Linked DNA regions of Homo sapiens: region 1 is linked to region 2. A link is a contact called in ENCODE Hi-C or POLR2A ChIA-PET data. All regions are on one chromosome and are shown on one strand. Each heading gives the region's core, a stretch centred on a gene start or an enhancer-like site at or near the end of the contact. The rest is flanking DNA. Distances are from core to core; before and after follow the strand shown.

Evidence for each region. Hi-C counts contacts between places; a loop is a spot of excess contacts on that map. ChIA-PET counts read pairs that join two places held with the same protein, here RNA polymerase II (POLR2A). Pooled maps may share reads with other maps.
Region 1: a loop to region 2 is called in a pooled map, with 2.8 times the contacts of the local background. The contact joins the promoter of SLC46A1 here to the promoter of PROCA1 in region 2. A Hi-C loop is called at or near these places in 1 of 168 maps with a recorded cell type or tissue (ascending aorta) and 1 of 50 pooled maps. POLR2A ChIA-PET finds 5 or more read pairs at or near these places in 2 of 52 experiments (Caco-2 and HepG2).

What each region holds. Positions count from the first base shown.
Region 1 is chr17:28,404,950-28,412,114 of GRCh38, reverse strand. It overlaps SLC46A1 (solute carrier family 46 member 1), which reads left to right and starts at 5,903. Exons shown (of 5, transcript NM_080669.6): 1 at 5,903-6,228; 2 at 6,647-7,165. The coding sequence starts at 6,001. LOC124903964 (a long non-coding RNA gene) reads right to left here and starts at 1,413. Exons shown (of 2, transcript XR_007065688.1): 1 at 804-1,413; 2 at 1-690. RefSeq lists enhancers at 2,908-3,748, 6,889-7,165 and silencers at 5,722-6,061, 6,262-6,421.
Region 2 is chr17:28,706,890-28,713,728 of GRCh38, reverse strand. PROCA1 (protein interacting with cyclin A1) reads left to right here and starts at 1,841. Exons shown (of 5, transcript NM_001366301.1): 1 at 1,841-2,159. The coding sequence starts at 2,069. RefSeq lists enhancers at 987-1,066, 1,625-2,400, 2,401-3,176 and a silencer at 2,107-2,606.

The DNA of each region.
Region 1 (7,165 bases), core at 4,654-7,153, 310 kb after region 2:
AAATCTCCCCCATGCGGTAATGACATCTTTATGCACTTAATGCACCTCTAGCCCTGTACTTCTCTGAATTCTGGGTAGCATCCCTCTGTAAGGCCCAACTTTTCCTCTCACTTGGGACAGCCTCACTTCTTTCTGGTGAAATCCCTCCTACCTTCAAGCCCAGTTCAACAGCAATCATCATCTCTGGCACCTGGACACAGCCACATAAAGTTCACAGCCATACATATTTTCTCATTTGACCCAAACATCCACCCCATAGGTAGATATTATTACTTCATTTTTCACAGACAAGGAAATAGAGGCCCAGAAATTATTTCATTGATGAGAAAATTGAAGCCAGAAAGGGACTTGGTCAAAGTCTCACAGCGATGGGGGCATAGTTGCAGCTTCTACTCAGTGCTGGGAACACCCTTAGTTGTGACAAGGATGCTGCTTTGACTTTTAGGGTTGCTATGTGAGAAGCAACATCTCAAAAAGGAAAATAGCTTTTCTCTCATGCTGTCTCCTTCCTTCCTCTCAGTGTCTAAAATCATGAAGAGCTCTTTGGAAGCTGTAAGTGGCCTCTTGCAAAAAGGAGGCATAGGTTTTGGGTGGAGGCTGTGATAAGACTGCTGTTTGGATGAAGAATCCCTGTTGCAATCTTCTCTGTCACAGTGGTTGTATAGACAGCCTCTCGTAGGCATTATCCAACTGGAAGCAAAGAGAAACCCTTATGACTTCCAGGCACTTCCCCAAAGCCTCTCAAAATTTACTGAGTACATATCCTGGGGTTGGACAACACAGTTTTTAGTGCCAGTACTTACCATTCCCAAGCCCATGGCAGACATCAAGAATGAATCGCAGGACTCCTTCCCACAAAGCTGGAAAAATAGCCCATCTCAATGTAGCAATCCAGACAGATTCAATCAATTGACTGGAGTTGATGCATGTCATCAAAGTTATTTAACATTTTATCTTATTGCATGTCAAGCCCAGGGATAGGGAATACAGAGGTGAAAAAAATTTTCTCTGCCCTCAAATCTGGAGGCAGGACATAGGTAGGGGTTAAGAGGAGACAAACCTGGGAACACATATTTATAACCAGGTTAAGTTTAAAACCAGGGTTAAATGTATGAACCCAGTATTGTGGAAGTACATATTAGCCAATGACTAATTCCGCCTAGAAGTGAGACACAGAGGTGGGTTTTGAAGGATGAAAAGGAGCTGAATAGGCCAAGCAAAGTAGGAAGGGTATTACTGGCAAAGAGACTAACATATACTAAGGCTTAGAATAACAGAAAGCACTAGAACAGGTAGGTGTAAGGAAAAGAAAACCTGTACCCAGAGTGAGAAAAACCATTTCCCTTCATCCCTCTATGCTGTAGTTACATCATCTGTAAAAATAATAATACCTGGCCGGGCGCGGTAGCTCACACCTGTAATCCCAGCACTTTGGGAGGCCGAGGTGGGCGGATCACTTGAGGTCAGCAGTTTGACACCAGCGTGACCAACATGGTGAAACCCTGTCTCTACTAAAAATACAAAATTAGCCAGGTGTCCCGGCACATGCCTGTAATCCCAGCTACTTGGGAAGCCAAGGCAGGAGAATCGCTTGAACCTGGGAGGCAGAGATTGCAGTGAGCCGAGATCACGCCATTGCACTCCAGACTGGGCAACAAGAGTGAAACTCCATCTCAAAGAAAAAAAAATTGTAATACCTATCTCATAAGGCTGTAGTCAGGATTCAGTAAGATAATGTATGTAATGCCCTCAGTATGGTGCTGCCTGCTTCAATAAAAGTCAGCTCCTAGTGATGTCTCCAGAACATCAAGGAGCATGAAGCTGATATTTGGCAATTGAGCCAGAATACATTTGAAGGAGAGGAGTATCATCAGATTTTTAAAATGTTTATGTTTTCCATGATTAAAACATATGTTTATATCTGTTTATATCAGAAGGGTTGAAAACATTTTAAATAGAAGAAAAGAGAATCTTACCTAACCCTACTACCACGCAGAGAGGACTTCTGTTAATATATTGGTGCCATGGTTTCCAGTCTTTACTCAGTGCAATTCTTTTCTATGCCTATGACCATACCACATAAACAAGCTCTCTGTTTTTTCTACATACAAATTATTATGTAAGCAGTTTTCCATATTATTATAATCTCTTTGAACATATCATTTTAATGACTCATATTCATGGAGTGGATAGACTATAATTTACTCAGCCATTTCGCTACTGTTGGACACATAGGTTGTTTATCTTTTTTTTTTTTTTTTTACTCTTGTCAATATAATGTTATGGGAGAATATCTTAGCACATAAGGCTTTTTTCTGTACTTGAGACTATTTCCTTTAGATAGAGACCTACATGTAGAATTAGAGGCTTCAAGGGTCTTGATTAAAGGCTACCAAATTTTTTCCTGAAAGGGTGTATTTACACTCCTTCAGCAGTATTTGTTTCACTGTAGCCTTACCAGCTTTGAGCATTCTCATTTTAAACAAAATCATTGCTAATGTGTTGGCTGCAAAGAACAAGATCAAAGGCACAGTGTTTTTCTCACTATTCAGAAGCTGGAGAAGAGCTCATTTGTGTGTCTCACATGCATGTTCTGTGTTACAACCTCTCAGTGCTTGGTTTTTATCTGTTTACTGAGGGAGGGATCTTCAGGTTATTATCACATATAGTTAAAATAGTAACCCTTTGTCATATTTTATTTTATTTTATTTTATTTTTTTGAGATGGAGTTTCGCTCTTGTTGCCCAAGCTGGAGTGCAATGGCATGATCTCGGCTCACCGTAACCTCCACCTCCCGGGTTCAAGCAATTCTCCTGCCTTAGCCTCCCGAGTAGCTGGGATTACAGGCATGTACCACCACGCCCGGCTAATTTTGTATTTTTAGTAGAGATGGGGTTTCTCCATGTTGAGGCTGGTCTTGAACTCCTGACCTCAGGTGATCCACCCGCCTCGGCCTCCCAAAGTACTGGGATTACAGGCATGAGTCACTGCGCCCGGCCATATTTTAAAAGAAAGATTTTTCTTTCTTTTAATGACAAACAAATGACTTTGTTTGTCATTTGCCTTTGAATTAAGGCTTTATGTTCTGATGGAAATAAGTCTACAGATCTTTTCCTTTGCAATAGCTTCTCCTTTCCTGTAGAAATTTGACAGGCAGGACTTTTTAGCTCTCTCTGGGTAAGTCACCTTTCCCTCTGGACCTCAGTTTCCCTGTCTTTTAAATGGTTGGATGGGTGGAGATGTGATTTCTCAGCTTCCTTCTAGGTGGAGATTCTTGGGCTCTGGACTCCACAGTGCAGCTCAACATTGGCAACCCTCTCCACATGCTCTGGGACTCCAGCTGCGGAATCTCCTCTCCTTGAGACTGAGAGTTCATTCAGCGATCGTCTTTTGAGCATCTACCACACGCCAGGCACTATTCTAGATGCTGGGGATATGGTAGTGATGAAAAAACAAAGTCCCTGCCATCATGACCTCTAGTAAAGGGAGATGGACAACAAAGAAACCAGAAAGTTATAATTCAGATGGTGATAAACACTATGGAAAAAAATGAAACAGGGTAAAGGATTAGGGAGTGCCAGGAAGCAAGGAAGGAGGGAAGTTGCTTATATAGGAGGGTCAGGTGACATTTTAGTGGAGACTTGAAGGAAGTGAGGGAGCCGGCCAGGCAGATATCCAGAAGAGCATTCTAGGTAGTAGTTACCGCAAGTGTAAAGGCCCTAAAGCAGGAGGCCAGCATGGCTTGAGCACAAGGATTGAGGGGGACAAAGCAGGGGAGAGGGACAGAGAAGAGGTAGGTGGCCTTAGGGCTCTCATAAGGACTTGGCTCTCACTGAGCGAAATGGAAAGCCCAGGATGGTTTTGAGCAGGCCAGTGACCTGATTGCAGCTGTTTTCAAGGAGTTAGAAAAGACCTCTACCCTAGTGGGTACTGCAGGCTCTGGCTCTGGGATGAGCCACACCCTGTCCCATTCCTGATGAGGGACCTTGGCCTCTCCTAGCCTTAGTTCTTTATCTAAGAAATAATTCCAAGGATTTAGCCAAGTACCCCTCCCTCACTGCAGCTGACCTAACTGGGCCAAGCTTTTGTGTAAGTGGTAGGGAGGAGTTGGAAGGGGAGGGAGGAGAGTGGAGCCAATCCAGAGGCTTGAATGTTTAATGTGGAATTTCCTCTCTCTAGGGGACCACAGGTGGGGGCAGCTTGCAGGGGGAGGTTATTCAGTTCACTAGTATCTAGCCAGCACCTACCCATCCTGAGTCTCGGACTCCTGGCTCAGGGGAGGTGGGGTAGCTAACAAGCTCCAACAGGCCCAGGCACAGTCACAGTGGCCAGAATTGGAGCCATCCATCCTCCCAAGAATCAGGCCTGTCAGGACCTGCCTCCAGAAACCCACTCAGCTGCTCTGTTCTCAGGGAAGGTGGCCTTTCCTGATTCTGCTCCCCCTACCTCCAGCCCCTGAATTAGCACCCTTGGAGTTCAAAACTATTTTCCACGGTTGGAATTTTGTATCAATTAGTAGGATTCTTTGACTATTTTTCCTCTCCCACCATTCTAGAAACTAACGGGCCTGGTGAGGGCTTTGTCTATTTCCTTTCCTGTTGTGGTCCCGGAGTCCCCCAGCACAGTGCCTGGCACGTAAGGGGCACTCAGTAAATGAGCTGAATGAATGAAAGATAGGGGAGTAAGGAAGGTAATGCTGTTCCTTTTTACAGGCAATAAAACAGAGGCCCAGACAGGGTCTGACCTCCTCAGCAGCAGAGCAGGTGACTGCCTTCTGGCCTAATTCCTATAATGGGAGCCACCCAGGAGCATAGGTTCACACCCAAGGACCTCCCAGGCCCTCCCCCATCTTCTCTAAGGGAACTGCAGAGCCAGGCCCTGCCTGACCCCAGAAACAAGACTAGTTTCCCAGGAAAAGATCCTAGGGCAGGAGTGGAGCAAGTGACAGCTTGTTTTTTATTTTATTTTTATTTTATATTTTTTGAGACAGGGTCTTGCTCTGTCACCCAGGCTGGAGTGCAGTGGTGCGATCTCAGCCCACTGCAACCTCTGCCTCCTGGGCTCAATTGATCCTCCCACCTCAGCCACCCGAGTACCTGGGACTACAGGTATCTGCTACTACGCCTGGCTAATTTTTGTGTATTTTTTGTAGAGACAGGGTTTTACCATGTTGCCCAGATTGGTCTCGAACTCCTGGGTTCAAGCGATCCATGCGCCTCAGCCTCCAAAAGTGCTGGGATTACAGGTGTGAGCCACCACTCCCAGACGTGACAGCCTGTTAATAGCAATAATAGCACTTTGAATATACCAGACACTGCTTTTCCACAACTTTTTGAGACATGTTTTGTTAGCAACTCCATTTTACAGATGAAAAAACAGAGGCTCAGGGTGGTAAGTGGCATGCCGAAGGTAGTGGCAGAGCCTAGGTGCTCCAACCCAGGCAGCTGGGCTCAGCCCACTCCGATCCTCTCCAGCTGCCTCTCTGTTACAGCGCAGAACATCAGCAGCATCAGGAGTCATGTGCTCTTCCAGCTCTGCCTTGAGTACCCGATGACCTCGTTTCCTCAGCGGTAGATAGCGATGGTTAATATTGGCTAGCCTGTAGAGTTATCGGGAGACCAACGCACAAAAAGGGTTTAATACCGTGCCCAGCACATAGTAAGTGGTCAATACATGTTAATTGTTGATATTCTTGTTATCTGTGGTGTGTCTGGGCCGGGAGGGAGGGCTGCAGGGCGGTGTCTACGCACACTTTACAGGTGAGGTCATCCCGCGGGCTGGGGGTGCCGGGCCCCTCGCTGGCCCACGCCCAGCCAGGTGCACCCGCGGCGAGAGTCCGGTGGCCTCAGGTCACAGGCCCCTCCCCGCCGGACATTTAAGGAGGGACGCCGGGCGCAGGCGCAGACAGCGCAAGCCCCACGCCACGCGTCGCTGGTCCCAGGCAGCGAGTCGCTCGCGCGCCCCGCCGCCCGCCTGGCGACAGCTCCGCCGCGCACGCACATGGAGGGGAGCGCGAGCCCCCCGGAAAAGCCCCGCGCCCGCCCTGCGGCTGCCGTGCTGTGCCGGGGCCCGGTAGAGCCGCTGGTCTTCCTGGCCAACTTTGCCTTGGTCCTGCAGGGCCCGCTCACCACGCAGTATCTGTGGCACCGCTTCAGCGCCGACCTCGGCTACAATGGCACCCGCCAAAGGGGGGGCTGCAGCAACCGCAGCGCGGACCCCACCATGCAGGTAGCGGGGCGGCGAGGAGCCTGGCAGGTGGAGGGCCCTGGTCTGGAGCGTGGGGGCAGCGGAGGGGCGGGGCCTGCGTAATGGTAGTGGCGGGTAACTGGAGGGAGGGTGCATTTTGGATGGTGGGCGGGACCAGAGCAAAGGGGCCTGACCGAGAACCTCAGCGGGTGGGATGCGAAAAGCTGAGCTAAAGTCTGGCCTTGCAGGTTAACAAAAGGGGGGGGAAAGGAAAGGGAATGGGGCCTTGGTCCATGTCCTTCCCCCTCTCCACTGGCAGATTTTGAAAGCTGTGCTAAGATTCTCTGAGGTTTAGGGCTCCAAAGGAAGTCCTCATCCCTGTAGCTCCCGGGATGGCGAGGATTTGGGGATTGTGGAACCCAGAGTGAGGAACCGCACCCTGGTCATTGTGCCCCTACAGGAAGTGGAGACCCTTACCTCCCACTGGACCCTCTACATGAACGTGGGCGGCTTCCTGGTGGGGCTCTTCTCGTCCACCCTGCTGGGAGCTTGGAGCGACAGTGTGGGCCGCCGCCCGCTGCTAGTGCTGGCCTCGCTGGGCCTGCTGCTCCAGGCCCTAGTGTCCGTTTTTGTGGTGCAGCTGCAGCTCCACGTCGGCTACTTCGTGCTGGGTCGCATCCTTTGTGCCCTCCTCGGCGACTTCGGTGGCCTTCTGGCTGCTAGCTTTGCGTCCGTGGCAGATGTCAGCTCCAGTCGCAGCCGCACCTTCCGGATGGCCCTGCTGGAAGCCAGCATCGGGGTGGCTGGGATGCTGGCAAGCCTCCTCGGGGGCCACTGGCTCCGGGCCCAGGGTTATGCCAACCCCTTCTGGCTGGCCTTGGCCTTGCTGATAGCCATGACTCTCTATGCAGCTTTCTGCTTTGGTGAGACCTTAAAGGAGCCAAAGTCCACCCGGCTCTTCACGTTCCGTCACCACCGA
Region 2 (6,839 bases), core at 592-3,091:
CCTGGCTAACATGGTGAAACTAAAAATGCAAAAAATTAGCCAGGCGTGGTGGCTGGTGCCTGTAGTCCCAGCTACTTGGGAGGCTGAGGCAGGAGAATGGCCTGAACCTGGCAGGCGGAGCTTGCAGTGAGCCGAGATGGCACCACTGCACTCCAGCCTGGGTGACAGAGCGAGACTCTGTCTCATAAAAAAAAATAAATAAAATAAAATACAAAAATTAGCCGGGCGTGGTGGTGCATGCCTGTAACTCCAGCTACTTGGGAGGATGAGGCAGGAGAATTGCTTGAACTCAGGAGTTATAACCATTAACTTTTCTTTCTTTTTTTTTTTTGTTTGTTTTTTTGGTTGTTTATGCCATTAACTTTTATAAGAAAGAAAGGTGACCAAGACCCTGGCTCCCTGTTGACATCTAACCCAGAGTTCCAGAGTAGCTGGAAGCACCTCAGACATCTGGGTCAACAAAGGAGGACTTATGGCCTCGTGTCATCCTGGGAGGCTAAGGGGGTGTCCAAGTTAGAAGGCAGATTCTGGCTCCCAGTTGCCAAGTGCTCTGTCTGTTCCATTCCTGGTTCCATTCTCACCAGGATGGTTGGTTTTTCTGCACACTTCCCTTCTCCTGGCTTCCCCTCCCTCGCAGTTCCTAGACTCTCTAGAGCTACCACGGGAAGGAGGGTCTGGGCAGCAGCCCTACCCACTCCGGACTTGGGTCTGGAGGAAAGTGAAGGTGGGGATCAGGCAGAGCAATAGTAGCAGCAGCAGAGCCCCTGGATGATGGTGGAGAAAACAAGGTGTGGACCCCATCCTTTCTCCTCCTCTTCATCCTGGCTTTGGAAGCTGGTGCCAAGAGAAATGGAGGGGTGTGGTGCATGGAATGTCGTCGATATGGCCATAACTTCTTTTCACACTCTCCTGTGATTGTTTTTTCCATTTCTGTTCCCTCGCAGCACTGGGCTCCTCACCCTTGCCTTGCCTGTTAACAGATGTGTGTGAAGCCAGCACCACAGTCCAGGTGTGGTGTTTGTGCTGCACCGGGTGTGGGAGTTCTGTGTTCCGTGTGCATGTTGTATTAGTCTGTGTGTGGTGAGTATATTCTGTGTGTGTGTGATATATGCATGCGCAGAGTGTGTATGTTGTACCTGAGGGCGTGAGGGGTGTCACTGGGATGAGGTTCCTATGAATGCAGCCTGCCCTGTTCTCCAGATTGTCTATCAGGATAAGCTTACGACTCTCTATTGGGCAGTATTGTCTCTAGAATAGGGTGTCCCCTGGGGGCCAGGGGCGGGAACGCTGCGGGGTGGCGCAGGGGCTGGGAGCCGACATCAGGTCCTCAGCCCGGAGTTAGGTCTTCGGAGAGGCCTGTGGGCGGAGAAAGGGGAAGCCCGGGCTCCACCAGAGGCGGAGGGACCTCGAAGCCCGGAAGGTGGAGGGGAAATGGCGACGCCAGGACCTCCCTGGGCTCAGGGGATCCTCCCATCTCAGCCTCCCGAGTAGCTGGGACTACAAGTGCGCACCACTAAACTAGCTAATTTTTGTATTTTTTGTAGAGATGGGGTTCGCTCTCTCGCCAGCGGGCAGAGGCGGGGCTGCGGCTGGGTTCCCAAGGGTCGGTGGGGCGGGGAGCGGGACGGGAGTGTGCGGTTTAGAGAATGGCCGGGGCGGGGCTAAGAATGGGGCTGGGGGCAAGGCTCGTTGTAACACTAAGAATTGGGGCTACGATCTGGAGGCAGGGTGAAAATCTGGGGTTTGGACTGCAAGCTGGAACCAGAGATGGGTGGTGAGAGCTGGGCCTGTAAGGTTAAGGTCTGAGATAAAGAGGGGCCTGGGAGGCGCCGGAGGCCCCGGATGAAGAACGCGGCTGACGCTGAGACCCAGCTGGGAAGACTACGCAGCCTGGAGCCGGGCTGGGGAGGCCGGCGGGGGCTGCGCCAGCATGAGGCGGGGTTAGGGGCTAGGCGGGGGCGAAGCCGAGACTGGAGTTCACGGCTGGGCCGAGGGCTCGGCCGGGCTGAGGCTCAGGGTTGGACTTCACGCAAGAGTCCTGTAGAGACGAAGACCTGGGCGGAGAGCGATGTGGGTCAGGACGACGCTCACAATTGAAAGATGGACTAAGGAAAAGACCGAGCCCAAGGCCCGCTCGTGGGATGAGAGCAGATGCCGCGGTAAGAGGGGCGGGGCAGGGGCTGGGCAGAGGGCGCGGCCCGGCTCGCAGACCCCGAGCGGCGCACGCGGGAAGCCGGCAAACCGACGAGGGAGACGGGCAAACCAACGAGAGAGGCGGGGCCCAGTGCTGGGCCGGGGCGGAGCTAGGGCCGGGGCGGAGCTAGGGCCGGGGGCGGGCTCGCGTCGAGCCGCGGGCCAATGATTGAGGACTGGGGTCCTGAGGCCCTGCTGGGTCGCCCGCGGGATGGGCGGGAAGTCTGGTTCCAGCCAGAGCTGGAACGCTCGGCTATCGGACTGGGTGGCACCGGGCGCAGGCCGCTGCCCTTGAAGCGCCGGCCTTGGCTGGAGCCCGTGGACCAGCGCCCACCCGGACGCCGGGGCGGGAGCGGGCGGTTCCATCGACCCTGAGGGTGGACCAAGGAGACTGAGGGTTCCACCCGTGGCATCACAATTACCTCCGCGGCGGCGAGGCCAGAGAGGCATTTCCAAGGAGACGCGGGCGCACTGCCCCTCCCTTGCTTCCTCCTCTTCCCTCCTTCCTCTCCTAGTTTCTTCCCTCCCTTCCCGCCCTACTCCTTCCCTCCCTTCCCACCCTACTCCTTTCGGCTGCTCTGGTGCCCACCCCCAGTGCCTCGAGGTCGAGGAGAGCTCCTCGGCCCCGCAGGACGGGGAGGATTCTGTACAGATGAGCATAACTTGTGAGTTTTGAGTTAGGCCTTTGTGCGCCGATTAACGCCTCACGGGGAAAGACGCCATAAGCCTCCCACTTTCTTTCACCCTATCACCCTCCTCATTCATTGTGTGTGTTGTCAGTCACTCCTGCTGCAGGAACTCTGGACTGCTGCTGGTCAGAGGTCTCCTCCTGTCCTCTGGAACTAAAGAGCAGATTGCTTTTCTCAGCTCTGAAGAGAGTTACTAAATTCGTCTCCCCCTTTGTCCTTCCTCCCCTCGTCTCCTTCACAAACAGAGCTGATGGGTGTCCGAGCTCTGGGGGAGCTAGTGAGTGGAGAGTAAACAGGCTCTGACCCTGCATGTGTGCTTTTTTTTTTTTTTTTTTTTTTTGAGATGGAATCTCGCTCTGTCGCCCAGGCTGGAGTGCAGTGGCGCAATATCGGCTCACTGCAAACTCCACCTCCCGGGTTCAAACAATTCTCCTGCCTCAGCCTCCTGAGTAGCTGGGATTACAGGCGCGCGCCACCACGCCCAGCTATTTTTTTTATTTTTTTTTATTTTTAGTAGAGACGGGGTTTCACCATGTTGGTCAGGCTGGTCTTGAACTCCTGACCTCGTGATCCGCCCACCTCGGCCTCCCAAAGTACTGGGATTACAGGCATGAGCCACCGCGCCTGGCCATGTGTGTCTCTTTCATGGTGGCTCCTGAAACAGCAAGGCAGAGGAGTTTTGGTTCCTCACCCTGGCTGAGGTCCCAGCGGCATGACTTTAGGGTCCAGGGTGGATAAGGGAGGCTGTGGAGTCCAGATTGAGTAAAACCAGAGGGTGAGGAATTGGTAGTGTTGGAGCTGAAAAGCAGGTGCAGTAGGAAGTGACTGTGCCTCAAAAAAACACCTGTCCTTCCCGCCGTCTCACTCTGCTGCCCACACTGGAGTGCAGTAGCACGATATCGGCTCACTGCAACCTACACTTCTGGGGTTCAAGCGATTCTCATGCCTTGGCCTCCAGAGCAGCTGGGACTACAGGTATGTGCCACCATGCCTGGCCGATTTTTGGATTTTTATTAGAGAAGGGATTTCACCATGTTGACCATGCTGGTCTCAAACTCCGGACCTCAAGTGATCCGCCCACCTCGGCCTCTCAAAATTCTGAGATTACAGGCATGAGCCACTGCACCCGGCCTGGTAGGACAGGTTTTGCATATGGAGCTGAACGTGATTTATTTTATAAGACAGAATCTCACTCTGTCGCCCAGGCTGGAGTGCTGTGGCTCTCTCAGCTCACTGCAACCTCTGCCTCGCCGGCTCACTCAAGCAGAATGTGGTTTTAAGGCTTGGCTATGGGCCGGGTGCGGTGGCTCACGCCTGTAATCCCAGCACTTTGGGAGGCTGAGGCGGGCGGATCACGAGGTCAGGAGATCAAGACCATCCTGGCTAACACGGTGAAACCCCGTCTCTACTAAAAATACATAAAATTAGCCGGGCATGGTGGTGGGCGTCTGTAGTCCCAGCTCCTCGGGAGGCTGAGGCAGGAGAATGGCGTGAACCCGGGAGGCGGAGCTTGCAGTGAGCCAAGATCCCGCCACTGCACTCCAGCCTGGGCGACACAGCCAGACTCTCTCAAAAGAAAAACAAAACAAAACAAAAAAAAAGGCTTGGCTGTGGAGCTTCACATACAGAATGACCTTTGTTTACAGGGGTGTGTCCCCAGCCAACAGTAAGTAGACAGGGCTGAAAGAGCATAGGCTATGGAACCAGGAAGACCTGGGTTTGAATCCTACTTCTACAGTCTATTAACAATGTATGTTTGGACAAATTACTTATCCTCTCTGAGTTTCTGTGTTCTCATCCATAGAATGGGGCTGTGGTGGGGATTTAGAATCAAAGGCATATATTTTAGTTGAGACAGGGTCTCACTCTGTTGCCCAGGCTGGAATGCAGTGGCGTGATCACGGCTCACTGCGGCCTCGATCTCCCTGGGCTCAGGTAATCCTCCCACCTCAGCCTCCTGAGTAGCTGGGACTACAGGTGTGCACCACTAAGCCAGCTAATTTTTGTATTTTTTGTAGAGATGGGGTTTTGCCATGTTGCCCAGGCTGGTCTCGAACTCCTGGACTTGTGATCTTCCCGCCTCAGACTCCCAAAATGTCGTTTTTTTTTTTTTTTCCTTTTTCTGGAGAACGGGGTCTCGCTATATTGCCCAGGCAGGTCTCGAACTCCTGGGCTCAAGCTATCCTCCCGCCTCTTGCCTCTCTGAGAGCTGGGATTACAGGCGTGAGCCACCGTGCCCGGCCCAGACTCCCAAAATGATGGGATTACAGATTTATGTCATTTCATTGGTGGATGTTGAAAACATGGAAGTTGATGAAGTTATCCAGGACATGCTTTTGTAGAGCCTTCTGAGGAGGTGACCAAGTCAGAACTCTTGTAATCACCAATTTAAGGCATACAACAAAACAAGAGGAGACAGCAAAGGAGACAGGGAAGAACTAAAGAGCTGGTTAGAGAAGGAAGAGAAAGATGAGGTCTGCCATGGAAGCCCAAGGAACAGTTTGCAGAAGAAGGAGATTCATTGGTCAATAGGGTCAAGTGAGGCCGGGCGCAGTGGCTCACGCCTGTAATCCCAACACTTTGGGAGGCCGAGGGCGGATCACAAGGTCAGGAGTTCGAGACCAGCCTGTCCAACATGGTGAAACCCCGTCTCTACTAAAAATACAAAAATTAGCCAGGTGTGGTGGCGTGCACCTGTAATCCCAGCTACTCAGGAGGCTGAGGCAGGAGAATTGCTTGAACCCGGGAGGCGGAGGGTGCAGTAAGCCGAGATCCCACCACTGCACTCCAGCCTGGGCGACAGAGCGAGACTCAATCTCAAAACAAAACAAACAAAAAACAAAACAAAACAAAAAACAGGGTCAAATGAGATAAGAAGCCCACTGGATTTGGCTACTGGGAAACTGCTGGTGGCCTTTGCCAAAGCTATTCAGATTGGGGGGTGGATGGCTGCCATGTTGCAGGTGGCTGGAAGAGAAGAAAGAAGTGAAGACACTGAGCTCACTGAAGGTAGGGACTGGGCCTCTTTTCTAGTGCCGAGGGAAGCCACCCAACATATGTCCTCTGAATGAGTTAATCAATTTGGATTGAAAGGGGGATATGCAGTGGTAGGAGAAACAGGATTGACAGAGTGTTTTGTTTTATGATGTCTATAGCCTGTAAGGGGGGAAAAAAGAAGCCAGTAAAGAAGGAGAAGGTGTCACTTCTGGCTGGGACCTAAAATATAGATGCTTTGGGCATGAGAAAGGAGGGACACCCTTTTCCCAGGCAAGCAAAGTTGATGAGGGTTGGAGTGTCCACAGATAATGGCGGTGAAATTATCTGCTGAGAGAAACAGTGGTTGCAGGAGTTTCCAGGAAGTGCTTAAAGTCATTCATTCATTCTTTTGTTCATTTAACAAATTTTGAGTACTTGCCGTGCTGTGGAAAACAGGAGGAGGAGCTGACCAGAGACTTATAGGAGGATGACCAAGTGCCACTGAAGGCTTGCTGAAGACCCCAAGCAATCAGTTTCCCTTCCTTAAGCAGACCTCAAGTCCAGTGCCTCAAGGGATAAAGCTAGTTGTGGGAAGGAAAGGCAAAGGGGCAGACTGTCTTGTGGCTGCTAATGGCTGAGGGAGCTGCCACCCCAGTTGGAGGTCTGCTTAGGGTCATCCTCTGTCCAGGCTCCACACACCCTGGGACAGTTTCTGGAGCTGTCCCTCCTTGCCTAGACCCTGGCTGGCTCCTATTCATCACTAACTCTAGTGATGCTCCTTCCAAGAAGTCTTCCATAGTCCCCAGTCCTCCTTTCCAGTCCTGGTAGGTGGCCCTTGTCCTGTGCTACCCTTTCCCTGTCAGCATCTGCATCACATTACTGTCATGAACCTCCCGTGTCCCTCTCCCCTCCCCCTCTCCCCTCCCCCTCATAGCCCCACCCCCCCCCCCCCCCCCGCAACCCCTTAAGAGCAGGGACTGT